2 separate regions of the Mus musculus genome follow, and region 2 is linked to region 1. Evidence: chromatin loops called from intact Hi-C (ENCODE). Cell type or tissue: heart. All regions are shown on one strand.

The links. Hi-C counts contacts between places; a loop is a spot of excess contacts. Peaks named below come from ENCODE experiments on the same cell type or tissue, not always from the same donor. Only the 100,000 strongest peaks of a DNase experiment are listed, where the experiment ranks them.
Region 2: it touches region 1 in a loop (4-fold over the local background); 9 of 42 quality-filtered maps call a loop at or near these places.

What each region holds. Positions count from the first base shown.
Region 1 is chr6:71,982,940-71,990,939 of GRCm38, forward strand. No RefSeq gene overlaps it. Among named protein-coding and RNA genes, the nearest start is that of Gm26628, 23 kb to the left of the region's middle. RefSeq lists an enhancer at 6,394-8,000. In heart, no CTCF peak of the experiment used is centred here; DNase peaks (open chromatin) are centred at 4,952, 5,112 and 7,812; H3K4me3 peaks cover 219 bases; H3K27ac peaks cover 3,176 bases.
Region 2 is chr6:72,158,803-72,166,802 of GRCm38, forward strand. Gm38832 (a long non-coding RNA gene) reads left to right here and starts at 3,110. Exons shown (of 2, transcript XR_869176.3): 1 at 3,110-4,091. In heart, CTCF peaks have their summits at 804 (motif pointing left) and 6,289 (motif pointing left); DNase peaks (open chromatin) are centred at 3,549, 5,649 and 6,259; H3K4me3 peaks cover 786 bases; H3K27ac peaks cover 1,740 bases.

The DNA.
Region 1 (8,000 bases):
GTCTATTGGGTCATACTTATATCCTTCCCAAACATCGCATGTTCTCTCAAGCATCCACTCTAGCAAAACATCACATGCCCCTTTTTCTGGCTGCTTCCAGAAAAACACCACATGTCTGTTCTTAGTAAAACATCCTCCCCTGTGTCTGCTTCAGGAAAAAACATCCTCTCATAAGACTGTTTCCAGGGAAAAAAAATCACATGACACAACTGAGTCTCGAAAGAAACCAGAAATTTCACTTCAGGCTGTGCGTGCTTTTGTGAGATGAATCCCTTCCCCCATTGACCTCTCCATATATCAAATGGGTTCCCTAAAAATAGAATGCTTCTAAAGAGTGGCTCATTCCTTTTCTGGCTGGCCAGTGAGCACCAGGGCTTTGCCTGTGTCAGCCTCCCCAGTGCTGGATTTACAGGAACACACCACCACACTGAGGCTTTTTATCTGATTCCTGAGAGTCCTCCAGAGTACATGGCAAACACTTTACCAACAGAGCCGTCCCCCCAACCCCTGCTTCACTGCCTTTTGTTTTTATTGGTGTGTTTCTGTTTGTCTATTTTAATGAATTATTTGTGGGCTGGAGAAATGGCCCAGCAGTCAAGAGCATTGTCAGCTCTTCCAGAGATCTTGAATTCAATACCCAGCAATCATATGGTGGCTCACAACCATCTATTCTGGAATCTGATGCCACCTTCTGACATGCAGGTGTACATTTAGATCATAAATGGTCTTAGTAATGAGATACAGGGTCTGAAAAAAATCATTAAGAAAAATACAGGGAAATTCTAGGAGTTGGTAGATTACAAATTACAGTTGAATCATTAGGGCCTGTACTGGCTAGTTTTGTGTCAACTTGACACAGAGTTACCACAGAGAAAGGAGCTTCAGTTGAGGAAATGCCTCCATGAGATCCAGCTGTAAGACATCTTCTCAATTAGTGATCAAGAGGGAAAGGCCCCTTGTGGGTGGGACCATCTCTGGGCTGGTAGTCTTGAGTTTTATAAGAGAGCAAGCTGAGCAAGACAGGAGAGGCAAGCCAGTAACATCCCTCCATGACCTCTGCATCAGCTCCTGCTCCCTGACCTGCTTGAGTTCCAGTTCTGACTTCCTTTGGTGATGAACAGCAGCATGGAAGTGTAAGCCGAATAAACCCTTTCCTCCCCAACTTGCTTCTTGGTCATGATGTTTGTGCAGGAATAGAAACCCTGACTAAGACAGGGCCCCATGCTACTCTCTGTGCATGTTCAGCCTTACACACAGGAAATGAGGGACACCCACCCACACACACACACACACTGTTATGGGCAGGAGAAGGATTTTGATTAATTGATGATGCGCTTTGGTGCCTTCTTGAAGGCAGGACAGATGGTTCTGGTAGGCAGAATTCTGATGTTCTCTTACCTTTTACAGGAGTTTACAGTTGTGATAAAGAGGGATCATGTTGAAACAAGGATTCATGACAGACATGGAGAACACCTTGGCTCAGCGTCTGGCTTCCTGCTATTACAGAAAGATAAAAAGATGCACTGCCCTTGCCTAAATGTTGGCATGCTACTGAAAAGGCTGCATGGTATTTGAAAAAGTCAAAGGAAAGGATATTGGCTTTATGATTAGGTCGAAGAGCCTGTCTAATAGGAAAGGAAAATAAAGGAGGAAAGGGAAAACTTGAACAAAGGACTGAGAGGTTGGACTTCTCATAGAGAAACTAGGTGTCTATCATGACAGATTGATAAAATAATACAGGAAAAGCTTGAAATAACACGTACCAGGAAATAGCTTCTTGACAACTAACTCTGGACCAAACTCATAAACAGCTGTGCTGTCTAGTACTTCTATAACTGCAAAGCTTCATGACACCAATCTTGAGTTAAAAGAAAACTGATTTTATCATACTATTAACTTTCTGTTCTCTTGAAACTTGATGTTTGCTTGCTTTGTTTAATATGCTTATGTAATTAAGGAAGACTTTTAGAAAAAAATGTATATTAAAAAGTTTTGTAATCAGAGGGTGGCGAGATGGCTCCATACGGTAACTCATAACTGTTAACATTCCTTCTAGGCTCTACCCCACAGTTACCTGGCAAGAGCCAGGTATGCCTGGCTTACTATAAAAGGGACTATTTGTCCCTTCCTCCATCTACTCTCTTTTTCTCTCTGACTCCTTTCTCTCTCTGAACCCTTAATCCCTCTCTACCCTTCCTCCTCTCCCACCCCTCTCTCTACTCTCTTCCCAACTCCCCTTTCCATGCCCTAAATAAACTATTCCATACTACATCTGTCTCACGGCTGTTACCTCAGGGGGAAGGGATAACTTGGCATGGGCTCACTGAGGCACCCCTCCCACCTCACCATACCACACCTCAATCAAACATATCCTGGCTTTTTTAATAAAACAATAACCATCTCACCAGGCAGTGGTGGTGCACGCCTTTAGTCCCAGCACTTGGGAGGCAGAGGCAGGCAGATTTCTGAGTTCAAAGCCAGCCTGGTCTACAGAGTGAGTTCCAGGACAGCCAGGGCTATACAGAAAAACCCTGTCTTGAAAAATCAAACTAAACCAAACCAAAACAATAACCATCTCTAATAAAATCTGTTGTCCTCTTCTGGTGTGCACTTATATATAAATAATTTTTTAAAATTTTTTTAAGTTTTGTAATCAACGATTAACATCTATGGGTGCTGTGTGTGTGTGTGTGAGAGAGAGAGAGAGAGAGAGAGAGAGGGTGGGAGAGAGAGAGAGAGAGAGAGAGAGAGGTGGGAGAAAAGGAAAAAGAGATGATGTGGCCACTTCATGGCTCTCTGTTTCCTCATGTACGGAGAGGTGAGTGAGAAGGTTCAGGCTCCCAATGACCCAGACTGGTTCCCTCCTCACCGTGATGGATCTTTTTTCTTATAGAACCCGGGACCAGCCCAGGAGTGACCCCACTAACAATAGGCTGGACCCTCCCGTATGAGTCACTAATTAAGAAACGGGTTTGCCTACAGCACTATCTTAGGGAAGCACTTTCTCAATGCCTTTCCCACGATGGGCACTACTATTCATACTGTGAGCCAGAATAAACTCCTAGCCTAAGTTGCTCCCTGTCAGATACTTAGTCATAGCTCTTCTAATGGTAATGAATATAGGCTTGTTTGGGCTTACCATTTCAGCCTGTGGCCTTGCCACCATTGATCCTCGTCTACAGTAAGTCAGACTATCCCAGTGCTGGCCATATGAAGATGAGAAGGCGGCTCACGTTGCAGTGGACAGGAAGCAGAGAGGAAAGCACCCAGATCCAGTTATAACTTTCAAAGGTATACACCTAAGGACCTCTTTCCTCTAGCTAAAGCCCCTGGAAATAGCATCACTAGCTAAAGACCAGGTACTCAACATTTGAGCCTGTGGGGAACATGACCTGTTCAAACCGTAAAAATAGAGATGTACAATGAATTACCAAAAATTAATTGCTCTGTGTTTATTGTAACAGTCAATTGCACACTATTCAGCTTTACTGTATTGGAATACAAGGCCATTGTTATGTAAGAGTTTGGTTGCTACAGTCAAAGAAATTGCAACTGAGGATTGAATGATTAAAAGTAATGATTAATTGCCAATTAAGAAAATGCTCTACAGACTTGTGTATGGCCCAATCTTCTGTATGCATTTTCTCAATACTTTTAATTCTCATTCTCTCTCTCTCTCTCTCTCTCTCTCTCTCTCTCTCTCTCTCTCTCTCTCTCTGTGTGTGTGTGTGTGTGTGTGTGTGTGCGCGTGTGCGTGTCGTGTCTTTGTCTTAGGGTTTCTGTTGCTGTGATGAAACTTCATGGCTAAAGAATCTTGTAGGGCTGGAGAGATGGCTCAGCAGTTAAGAGCACTAACTGTTCTTCCAAAGGTCCTGAGTTCAAATTCCAGCAACCACATGGTGGCTCACAACCATCCATAACGAGATCTGACACCCTCTTCTGGAGTGTCTGAAGACAGGTAGGTACAGTGTACTTACATATAATAAATAAAATGCCAGGCAGTGGTGGTGCATGCCTTTAATTCCAGCACTTGGGAGGCAGAGGCAGGCAGATTTCTGAGTTCAAGGCCAGCCTGGTCTACAGAGTGAGTTTCAGGACAACCAGGGCTACACAGAGAAACCCTGTCTTGAACCCACCCAACACCCACCCCCCCAAAAAGAGAATCTTGTAGAGGAAGGGTTTATTTGACTTACACTTCCATATCACAGTTCTTATTGAAGGAAACCAGGAAAGGAACTCAAACACACAGGGACCTGAAGGCAGGAGCTGATGCAGAGGCCATGGAAGGGCACTGCTTACTGGCTTGCTTTTCATAGCTTGTTCAACCTGCTTTCTTATAGAACCCAGGACCAGCAGTCCAGGGGTGGGCCCGCCCACAATGGGCTGGGCTCACCCTCATTAATTACTAATTAAGAAAATGCCCTACAGCCTTGTCTACAGCCCAGTCTTATGTAGGCATTTTCTCAATTGAGCTTTCTCCTGGCAGACAACTTTAGCTTAGATGGAGTTGACATAAAAATTTGTGTATGACTCTGTGTGTGTGACCAAAAATGGTCGAAAGCAACTGATGATTGATGTTACCCTGAAAAGCAGTAGATTTCTTGAGCTTTCTACACAGGCAAAAACCAACCAATGAAACAAACAAACAAAGCAGGTCAGAACTCTACATCTGAAAATGGGGCACTATTATCGGCTCAGCATTCACTAGGAATTCAGACTCTGGCTGAAACTTTGATGCAAGGCATCCCAGGGGACAACTTGTGACTCCAGGCTTGTCTGTGGAAATTGAGGTGTCAGATGACTGCATGTGAAGAAACCAGAGAGCAAAGCTAGATAACGGAGAGGCCTGGCAGGAGGCTGCACTGCCTGAGGCACAGGTCTCCTCTCTGCTCCTCTGGGATGAGGTTGGCCAGACAACAGCTCATAGAGGACCTACAGTGACCTGTAGCGCCACCCCGTATGAAGAGCACAGATGCTCCACTGTCCTCTACCAGTTCCTCCTCCTTGACCTCTGTGGAGGGGAGGAAGGAAAGGAGTCAACACAAGGAGTCACCTCCACTCAGCATCAGAGGGGCATGGCTCGCCTAGGAGGTAGGACTGGAGTTGAAGATAATGTAAGAAGTGATTTGAAGTCCGCTTGGATATGGGGCCTAGGCCAAGCCTTAATGAGTTTGACAGAGCACTCTTGTCCAGAAACACACTTAGGCTAACGTACATCAGTGCCAAAAGCAAAACCTGTAGGGCTAATCAGCTCTTGTGCACTGTGTAATTCACCTGTCAGTAGAGATCTGAATGGCCAATAGCAAAGCAACCGAGAATAGACAGGACACCCAGCAGAGAGAGGCGAACTCTAGGAAAGAGTCAGGCTTGGGAAGATTCACCACCCAGACTCGGAGAAAGTTGGACATATGAAACTGAGGAGAGGTAACTAGCCAGTCATGTGGCAGACACAGAAAGTATAAAAGGGTAAATATAAATTAAGTGCTAGTTGGGGAACAAGCCTAGCTTAAGGCCAAACTAGAAAAAGAAAGAAAGGAAAGACAGGAATTCTGGTGGCTAATCCTATGAACAGGGTGGGCAAATTCAATTGTATCCTCCAACTGGGCATGGTGGCTCCTGCCTGTAATCTACTGTAAGCACTAGGAGAGCTCAGGCAGAAGGATAGCCATGACTTTGAGGCCAGCCTGAACTACAGAGTGAGTCCCTGTCTCCAAAATAAACCAAACCAAAGTCCAGTAACAGCAACAACAAAATACCTGTGTCCTCTGTCCACACCACATGTGATATCCATCTTTTAGACACCATATCCCTAAGAGGAGAATTTGGGAGGATATTTTCACATATGGTCACAATCTCCCAGGAAAATGGAGCATCTTTTATAAACAAAGTAATTATGTGGGGCTGGAGAAATGGTTTAGCAGTTAAGTGTGCTTCCTGAGTTTCTGGAAGCTCTGAGTTCCATTACCAGTACCCAACAACTGCCTTTAACTCCAGCTCCTGGGGGTCCAACACTCTTCTGTTCTCCAAAGATACCTGCATACACATGTGGTGTATACACACACACTCACAAACACTCATACACAGATACACACCCACACACACATACACTCACACACATTCACACATACACACATTCATACACAGACACACACATTCACACACTCATGTGCTCACACATACACTCACACACATAAAAATCCCAGAAAAGGGGGAAAAAATCCCTGCTTCCTGGAAGACTGCCCAAGAAGTTCCTGTTTTGTATACCTAAGAAACTTTGGGAGACACCCTTCCACCTTTTTAAAGTGCTAGCCTATAATCCTAGCACTTGGGACACCAAGGCAGGGGAATCTGGAGTTTGAAACTGGCCTGATTACACAGTGAACTTCCTACCACTCCTAGCTTATGAAGTGGGGACATCACTTTATAAACAAGTGAAAATATAAATAAAAGGTCAGTGAGACGGCTCAGCAGGTCAAGGCACTTGCAGCCAAACCTGAGGACCCAAGTTCTATCCCCAGTTCCTACATGACAGAAAGAAAGAACTGACTCTTACAAGTTGTTCTACATTTAAGAAAACTATAAATAAATGAATAAACAAAAGGATTCAGGATCTAAGCAAGACACAGATGTCTATTCCCTGAGGGGAAGTCCCAGCAGGAGCGCTGAACTCCAACACTGAATTTTCTGGGACTCCATAAGTTGGCTAAAAGTAATTTCAAAAACCAGAAGGAACTCCACCCTAAACCACAGTGCCCAGCAGGGAAATGGGCCCCTCTGCCAGCCAAGGAGCTGGCGTGCATGGCTACCTCAAGTCTAAATATCACACCATGGTCAAAAGACTCATAAAACCACAGACAGCTTCTTCCAAGCACTCCTAGGAGAGATGTGTACTTTGAAAATGTTCTAATCCTTTGCTAAATACCAAATACTGGCCGTGTTCTCTGCTCCTGGCACAGCCCCTGCTTCCAGCCCGGATGGGAGGCTGAACCCGGAGAGGGAGGATGGCTCTGTGCACCTCAGCCCTAAGACAGAGTAGGCTCTCCAGCCTTCCCTCCCAAGACCCCAGCCTCACACCCTGTCAGTTTTCTCTCCTCAGAGCAGGAAAGTGAGGTGAGGTAATGTCTCTGGAACCCCACAGTGGCAAGAAGATGAAAAGAATCCGAGAAATGCTGTGTTTAATTTAAAGCAGACCCAGCCTGCCGCCAGGCTGCAATTTCACTCAGAATACCCAGTTTGTTTTTCTTGGACATTCCAGGAACCAACTGGCCACCCCATGTCAAAGCCCAGCAGGAATGCTCCGAGAACGCCTTGCTGTGGGGCACTCAGCTGCCTAGGCCTGGCAGATTGCACTCTCTTCCCTCAGGCCAGGAACTCCTACTGTGGGATGGAATCCTGGTCACTGTAGGAGCCATCTGTTGGCCATTCTTAGCCTGAGACCCCGTTACCCATGTACCTGGCTCTAAGGGTAGTGCTGGCAGTAACAACATGGTGTGTTTATCCTGTGTATTCTCATGAGCCTGGCGTTGTGCTGATCTCTCTATTCCCTGTTTGTCAGACCCTTCCAGCATCCTACGAAGGCAGGAAGGTTTATTACTTTCTACTGTGGCTGCAGTCAAGGCAAAGGGTGATTATGTAACTTGGCCCCGTCACCCAGCTAGGGTTTGAGCTCACAGAGCGCCAATCTAACCTTGGTTGTCCATCAGCAAGTCCCTTCCTTCCCATTGGTTGTCCATCAGCAAGTCCCTTCCTTCCCATGCCGGCACTGCATCAAGATCCTTGGCCCGAATCACTGCTTCTGTGGTATCAGGGTCCACAGTGGTGTCTGCGAAGGGAGTGGTTTGGGACATGGGCACATGGCTGCTGCTGAAAGATAGAGCTGTAGTCACAAGCTCTTCTTTCTAGCTGTTGAAACCCAAATCTGGGGTGGGGTTGGGGGGAGCTCCAGTCCCTGCTGGTTTGTTGCTTCAAGGGATCTGTTGAACTCCTGTCTCTAATCACTG
Region 2 (8,000 bases), 180 kb after region 1:
ATGACGAAGCTGAAGTGGAAACTTAAGGGTTCTTTGGACAGTCATTTGGATGGTGTTTTGCTGGGGCAAACACATGAAGGGACGTTTTGTTAAAGTGGACACCGGTGTGAAAGGCTAAGGCAGACTCATGGAGGAACATTTCCCTGAAGCAGACACAGGAGTGAGCAGACACAGGAGTGAGGATGTTCTGCTAAAGTAAGCATGTGAAAGGACACGTGAAGGATTCTTTACTAACAACACGCATGTATTGGTCTGCCTTACATTGCATAGTTGAGCTGCATTTGTCAGGACTCCATAGAGAGAAATGCACAAAAACACTTTTGGTGGTGTGCTACAGTTTGTTGCCACTTCCGGGGACTGCTGTTGATTTGTGTTGTTATCCCAACTGGACTGCTGGTGTATCTGTGCATCGATCAATCGAGCTGTCACTGTCTGCTAACCTTTGAACTGAACTGCCAATTTCCAGACAGCACAGATGGGAGTTGCTCCAAAGAACCATTTCTAAATGGGTCCATTTCCCCATATCTACTTTCTTTTCCACTACTTCTGGTGGGTGGTGGGCTACAAGGAAGGTTAAAATGTTTAAGAACCATCATTAAAAAATATTTTTTTAAAAAATTAAAGTTACAAAAAGCTGACTTATAAAATCAGTCACAACAGAAGAATTAGATGGGGCTGGTGAGATGGTTCAACAGTTAAAAGCGTTTCTTGCTCTTTCAGAGGACCAGGGTTGCTTACCCCACTATCCATATGGTGGCTCACAACGTCTGTAACACCAGTTTCAGGGGCTCTTCTACCCTCTTCAGGCCTCCATGGGGACTACATGCACATGGTACACAACAAACTTGCAAGCAAAACACTAATCAACATAAAATACAACTAACTTATTTTTTAAAAGAGTAACAGAGATTAATAATAACGAGCAATTGTGGTAATATAATATAAAATTACTTAAAATGGATGCATTATTTATTTTCTGGAATTTTCTACTTAATGTTTTCTTACTGTAGTCATCCAAGGGGCACTGAAACCACGGAAAATGGAATTCTGTATGAAGAGAGAACTACTGCTCACTAAACACTGGGATGTCCCAAATGAGCAATATATTGCTACTTAGTTCTGTTATCTGGACTGTTTGCCTCATTGTAGAAATTCAGTTCCCATAAAAGTTGGCGTTAATGACAGGTCAGTCTAAACGACTAAGTTGCTGAGCAAGGGCACATCCTAAGTGAGCAGAGAGCGGTAGGAGCAGAACGACAGCTGGAATGGCTGTGTGCAGGGAGGGGCAGTTAAGGCTGAGTAACAGCAGTAGGCCAACGGAAACATAGCTCCACAGTGACAGTTACTTCCATCAGACGATCCTATCAAGGCCAGCAGGATGGCTTAGTGAGTCAAGGAGAGCGCCCCAAGTCTGAGGACCTGAGTTTGATTCTCAGGCGTCACATAGCAAAAGGATAGAATGTACTTGTCCAAGTTGTCTGACGTCCACATGTGTGCACTGCTGCACCAGCAGCAGAAAGGTATTTTCTGGAGCCGACCATTGGGAGTGAGAGGAAATTGTTAGCTGTAAGGAACTGAGAACTCTGATGTTCATCTGTAACTAGCCATACGCTGTTTGCCGACTCTCTAATCCCTGTAAGGCACCCGTAATAAAGCCTTGCTTATCAAAGTCCTTCAGGATGTGGGCTCCGACTTGCTATGTAGCCAAGGATATTCTTAAACTTTTGAGTCTCCTGCATCCACCTCCCAAATGCTAGGATTAAAGCCTGGTTTATGAGGTTTGGGAAATCAAAGCTAGGGCTTCCTGAATGTTTGCCACACACCCTACCATCTGAGCTACATACCAGCCCCAGGGCATATATATTTGACTTCATATCTTTGGTGGGATTTAAAGACAGACAGTGGGTGTTCTAAGATAGGTACATGATGAAGAGCTCAAGCCTAGAATCTTAGCTCAGGGGGCCTTTTATGCCAGATAAGCAATACATAGACTTTTTGTTTTGTTTTGTTTTTGTTTTTCGAGACAGGGTTTCTCTGTATAGCCCTGGCTGTCCTGGAAACTCACTTTGTAGACCAGGCTGACCTCGAACTCAGAAATCCGCCTGCCTCTGCCTCCCAAGTGCTGGGATTAAAGGCGTGCGCCACCACGCCCAGCTACTTTTTTTTAATTCATAATTGTCCTAGCAATGTAAGTAATGTCTTAGAAGAAACCATCAGTAGCTGAAGGGACCCATTTCATAGCTGGACTCACAGCCATACGTTTTGGGAAACATATTATTGCTTACGTTTGCAAAACAGGTTGTGCACCCTGCCTTTCAGAGCCTAACACTTCTTGCAGGCTTTGACTTCACTGGAATGGATTGTCTGACCTGGGGTGGCCGGGACATTTTGTCACAGCAACAGAAATAAAGCCAGGACAAATAGTCCTGGGCTGGAAGGTGCTTCCTATTCCAGGCAGTTGTAATGAGCTCCTTAAAGCAGATTTAGAAACCAGAACATATAGTCTAGTTGTATCACACTCCTGTCTTTATGGGGAACATCCTTTTTTATTCAATAAAGCTTGATGGTAGGTATGTAGTACAGACTTGGCCATTTTAAAGCAGCCAGTTGTCTCTTTAGAGTATTGGTCCATAAAAGGTGTTTCTGCTCCTCAAGTATGATGCTCAATAATCTGTATGCACGCACTCTCCTAGTCTATGCGGTGTACCTTGGACAAGGAGGCTTACAAACAAAAGGAGTCCATTTTGCTCAGATCTAAAGGCAAGGAGATAGCCGAGTTTCTACTTCTTAGGTGGTGTGGTGCTTAGCTTTGTCAACTCAACAAACAGAATCACCTGGGGTGAACGTCTCAGTGAGCCTGTCTACAAGGGATTGGCCTTTGTGTATATCTGTAGGGGGGCTGCCTTTTTATTTTATTTTTTATTTATGGTTTGGGGGGCAGCTGTAAGTGAACATGAGTTGGGGTGCTCATAGCGACCAGAAGACAGTGTTGGATTCCCTGGAGCGGGAGTCACAGATGGTTGTGCAAGGTTCAGCATTGATCCTGAAATGGAACTTCAGCCTCTGGAAGAGCAAGAAGCGCTCCTAACTTCCCCTTTCCTTGCTGAGTTGCTTTCTGTCAGGATATTTTATTACAGCAGCGGAAATGAAACCAGGACAATATTACTTCAACTATTCAAATATTGCTTCCCCAAACACCTTCTGACCCCATTCCAACACTCTCACCATCACGTTGGATTATCCCAACACATTTGGAGGAGGCACAGTCCATACCTTATATTTCACATACACATGTGCACACACACACACACACACACACACACACACACACACACACTCCAATAAGCAAAATTAAAGACCAAAAACCTACAGGAGTTTGGACTGACACGGAAGATGTTTCATTAGATAGAGTATCTTATCAGTGGCTTTTCCTTCCCCACTTCTGCCCCGGGCCAGCACATGTCACTTGTCCTCCGCTGGAGAACACTGTGTTCTGTGATCTGGGGAGGTCAGAAGGGTCAGAACCTTGGCTCGCCTGCTGAACTCCCTGCTCTGCTGACACGGTGTTATTTATCACAGCGAGGCTGACAAGGATGGCGAAAGCATCTGGCTGACTTCCTGATTCACAGACCAGCATTTCCTCCTGTGCACAGGAGCCTGCTATGTATGGTTTGTCTGGAAGGTACAGGCAGTCTAGCCATTCCTGAGCAGATCGGATGTCCCGGTGTTGTCTTTGGACAATACGACTCATTCATATATCTACTTTGTAGTTTTTAGATTTATCCCAGAGTCACTTTTAGTGGTCTCCTGACCTCATCCATCTCAGGCTGAAGCGACTTCAAACTCGGCAAAGCGTTCCCCACGTTCAGGTCTCCCTACCTCCTCTCGTGCTCCATCCCCATACTGTGCTTTGGCTCAGCTCCCCACAGCCAGGAAGGATCTTCCCTCTTCCGGGAGAGGCACGGCTTGAATGATGGGACGTTGGATGCCCACAGTCTCGTTCCTCTTTGTCAGAGTCCCAGTTTCCTACAGAGACAGAGAGCTGCCCTTTTTGTTGTCCAGTCTTGACTGCTGCTGAAAGGTGACACACTGTAAGTATTCTTTATTTCAATGAGTTAAGGGGGAAACCCACTTATTTGGATTTATTTACTTGTTGTGTCTCTGTGTGAATACAGAAATAGTTAGGTAAATTCCTTAGTGGAAAAATTAACATCCCAGTAGCTTAAAAGCTACTCCACCATGCAGTCAAAACCTTCCACCAGCATGCATTGATGGAAATGATTGTAAGCAAAGAGAGAGAGAGAAAAAATGTTTGTTTTGTTTTGTTTTGTTTTGTTTTGTTTAAATACTAGTCCTAGAAGCCACAATGCAAAGTCAGCATATCTAAGGAATCACCATCCTGCGCCTTGCAGGGCCTTCCATGTAGCATCAGCTGACTCAAGAGTCCATTTTTCCCTACTTGGCTTTGCTCTGACTGAGGTAGAATAAAGGCCCTAGGTGATCCGTCATGGAAAATGCACCCTCAAGTTTTCCAAAACTGGGAACTGAAATTGAACTGATGATGGCTTCATTTTCACACACACACTAAATCCTCCAGGTCTGGGACTGTGGCCCTGACACCGAGTGGAGGCCCCTCCCCAGGGTACCCATCTCTGTGGCTCCGGCTGACTCTCCTGACAGGCCGTTCCACTGCTAATGCCATTTTGTGCAAACAAAACACAGTTCCAGAAGGTACTCATGACTGTATCCTAGTGCCCAGTAGGGCTCTCAAAAATACGGCCCTGCTCCATTAGAATAACCACCATCAGTGCCTGCAGTCCTCTGCCAGCCAAATCCCTAGGCGGCAAAAACACCGGCTCAGACCCTTTGTACCAGAGTTTCCATCTAGAAGGGGGAACGTAATTAAGCAAAGGTAGTGTAATGAGGACGTCGGCATCAGGGTTCCTCTAGGAAAATTCCATGCTGGAGGAAAGATGGGCCACCCACAGGAACTCTGACTTTAGAGGAAAAACTACCTGCCTATGCATTGTATCCTTCCTGCATTGTCCCCCTCTATCTCTGTCTCTGTCTCTTTCTCTCTCCCTCTCCCTCTCCCTCTCTCTCTCTCTCATACACACTCACATGTAAAGCTGCAGTAAGCAGGTTTAAGGTAGATTGGGGTGTGTGTGTGTGTGTGTGTGTGTGTGTGTGTGTATGTGTGTATGTGTGTGTGTACGTGTGTGTGTGCTGGTACATGTGTGCACACTTGTGCACCTGAGATTGACATTAAGTCTCACTTGATCTCCGAGTTAATCACTTAACTCACTGAGTTAGCATCTCCCAGTTGACCCCAGAACTCACCAATACTGGTTAGTCTAGCTTTCAGGCTTGCTCTGGGCACCCCTGTCTGCCTTCCCAACGCTGGGATTGCCCATCTGGCATTTACATGGGTTCTGGGATCTGAACTCCCAGCCTCACACTCAAAGAGCAAGCACACTACCAGTTTTTTTCCCATCCCATTTCTTCTTTTAATAAAAGCTTTTGGACGCAGGGTCAGGCCTTATGGCTGGAAGCCAGCAGTAGCTTCAGACATCAAAGCTATTAACCATGGGACAAAACGCCATTTTCAGCAAGTCTGAGCCCAGGCCAGGGGGTGATCAACAGGAGGCAGGAGGCAAGAGGCTGGAACTCAGTGCAGACAGAGTGAGCTTGCTGAGGGAAGGAAGTGACACACACTGTCAACTCACAACAGGATATACTTTCTCAAAGCACAGCATGGCATGGCTCACTTTATCTTACCAAACCAAACTGACAAATGTAGGCTCAGGCATGACCTCAGCTGAAACTTTGCAGGCCAAACTGAGATCATTGTCAGGGCAAAAGGCAGTTGGACTCCCAGGGGAATACTAGTGGAAGATTCCCTTGACCCATCGTTAAAAACCAACAATGTGACTGCGGATAGAAGAAGCCATGGGGACCTGGGCGTTGAGTGTCCTGGGAAGGGGGATGCAAGAAATCTGACTTCTTGTTGGGCCACACTGAAAACCGATTGGGGCTGGCGGTCTGGGCCTCAGCATCCTTCAGGCTGCCTTCTGACTCAGGATTCTGCTAGCCATTTATCTAGATTCTTTGAAAGCCAAGAACAGGAGTTAGGAGCCTAACTTTGCATCAGCACTGGTGTGCGCGGGAGCCAGTCACAGCCCCTCTGGCAGTTTCTCCACTCAGCAGAGCCTGTTCACTGGGACTTCGCTTTTGAAAAGAAAACCAGTGACTATTACTCATGAGCCGGTACGCAGCGCCACCTAGTGTCGTGAAGCCGTGTGTACTGTTCTTAGTGCCGAGCTTCCAGCCCTGACTGACTGTTGCAGGGTTCCAGCAGCTGGAGCACACACAGAACCTTCCCGCTCCGTCTGCGCATTTCCTATCTGATGTCCTAGCTAGAGGCTCCTCTTCCCCTCTCATGCCTTTGTCCCCGATCTTTGTTTCTCTGTCATCTCTTTCTGGAAGAACATCAATTCCCATGGGTCAAACCACACACTGGGAGGAAAACAAAACAAAAAAGCCCAAACAAACAAACAAACAAAAAGCCCAGCTTCTTCAACAAATGGTACTGGTCAAACTGGCTGTCTGCACGTAGAAGAATCCACATAGATCTATATTTACAACACTGCCCAAACTCCATATGAAGCAAAGACCTCAACATAAAATCAGATACACTGAACCTGATAGAAGAAAAAGTAGAAAATAGTTTTGAACTCATTGACACAGAAGAAGACATTCTGAACTGAACACCATTAGCATAGACACTGAGAACATAATTCACAAATAGAACCTCATGAAAAGCTACTGTGTGGCAGGGGACATCATAACTCAGACAAAGTAATAGACTACAGAATGGGAAAAGATTTTTTTTTTACCAACAATAGAGTGCTAATATCTCTAAAATGTATAAAGAATGAAAAAACTGGACATCAAGAAAACAAGCAACCCAATTAAAAATGGGGTACATATATGAGCAGAAAATTCTCAAAAGAGGAAATACAAATGGCTGAGAAGTACTTTAATGTTCAGTATTGTTAGTCATCAGAGAAATGCAAATCAACTTTGAAATTTCATCTTATACCAGTCACAATGATCAAGTTCAATAAAACAAGTGACAGCAGATGCTGGTGAGGACATGGAGGGAGGGGTCAGTCCTCCACTGCTGGTGGGAGTGCACACTTGCACAGCTACTATGGAAATCAGTGTGGTGACCCTCAGGGAGATGGGGACTGATCTACCTAAGATCCAACTATACCACTCTTGGACATCTACCTAAAGGCTACTTCATGCTACCATACCATACTATTCTATACCATACTATACGGTACTATTCTATATCATACTATACGGTACTATACTATACATTACTTGCTCAACCATGTTCATTGCTGCTCTATTCATAATAACCAGAAATTGGAAACAGCCTGGATGTCCACCAATGGATGAATATATATTTTTAAATGTGATAAGTTTACATAATGGAATGCATTCAGCCATTAGAGAAATAAAGTCATGAAATTAGGAAATAAAAACATCATCCTGAATGAAGTAACCTAGACCTAGAAAGACAACTTTGGCATACGCTTGTTTATTTGTGATGTTAGCTGTTGAGTCTTTAATAAGCAGGCTACCATCCAGATAACCACAGAGGTTTGGCAGAGAGTAAGGGACTAGCAGGGAGGGAGGGAGGGATGTCCCTAGGAAGGAGAAATAAAACAGGTAAGTATAAGTGGACAGGGGAGGCAGGAACAGGAGGATAAAATGGGGACAGGAGGAAAGAAGAAGTAAGGGAAAGAATATGGGAAGAGACTGATAGCACTAAGAGCCATTTGAGGGGTCATGGGGAAACTAACACAATAGAAGTGTCCTAAATCTAAATGAAATGATCAAATAATGGGAGATGGAACCCCAACTGGACATTTCTGGTCACCAAATGAGCTTCTTGTGCTGGTAATGGGTTATATCTAATTGAGTCGTTG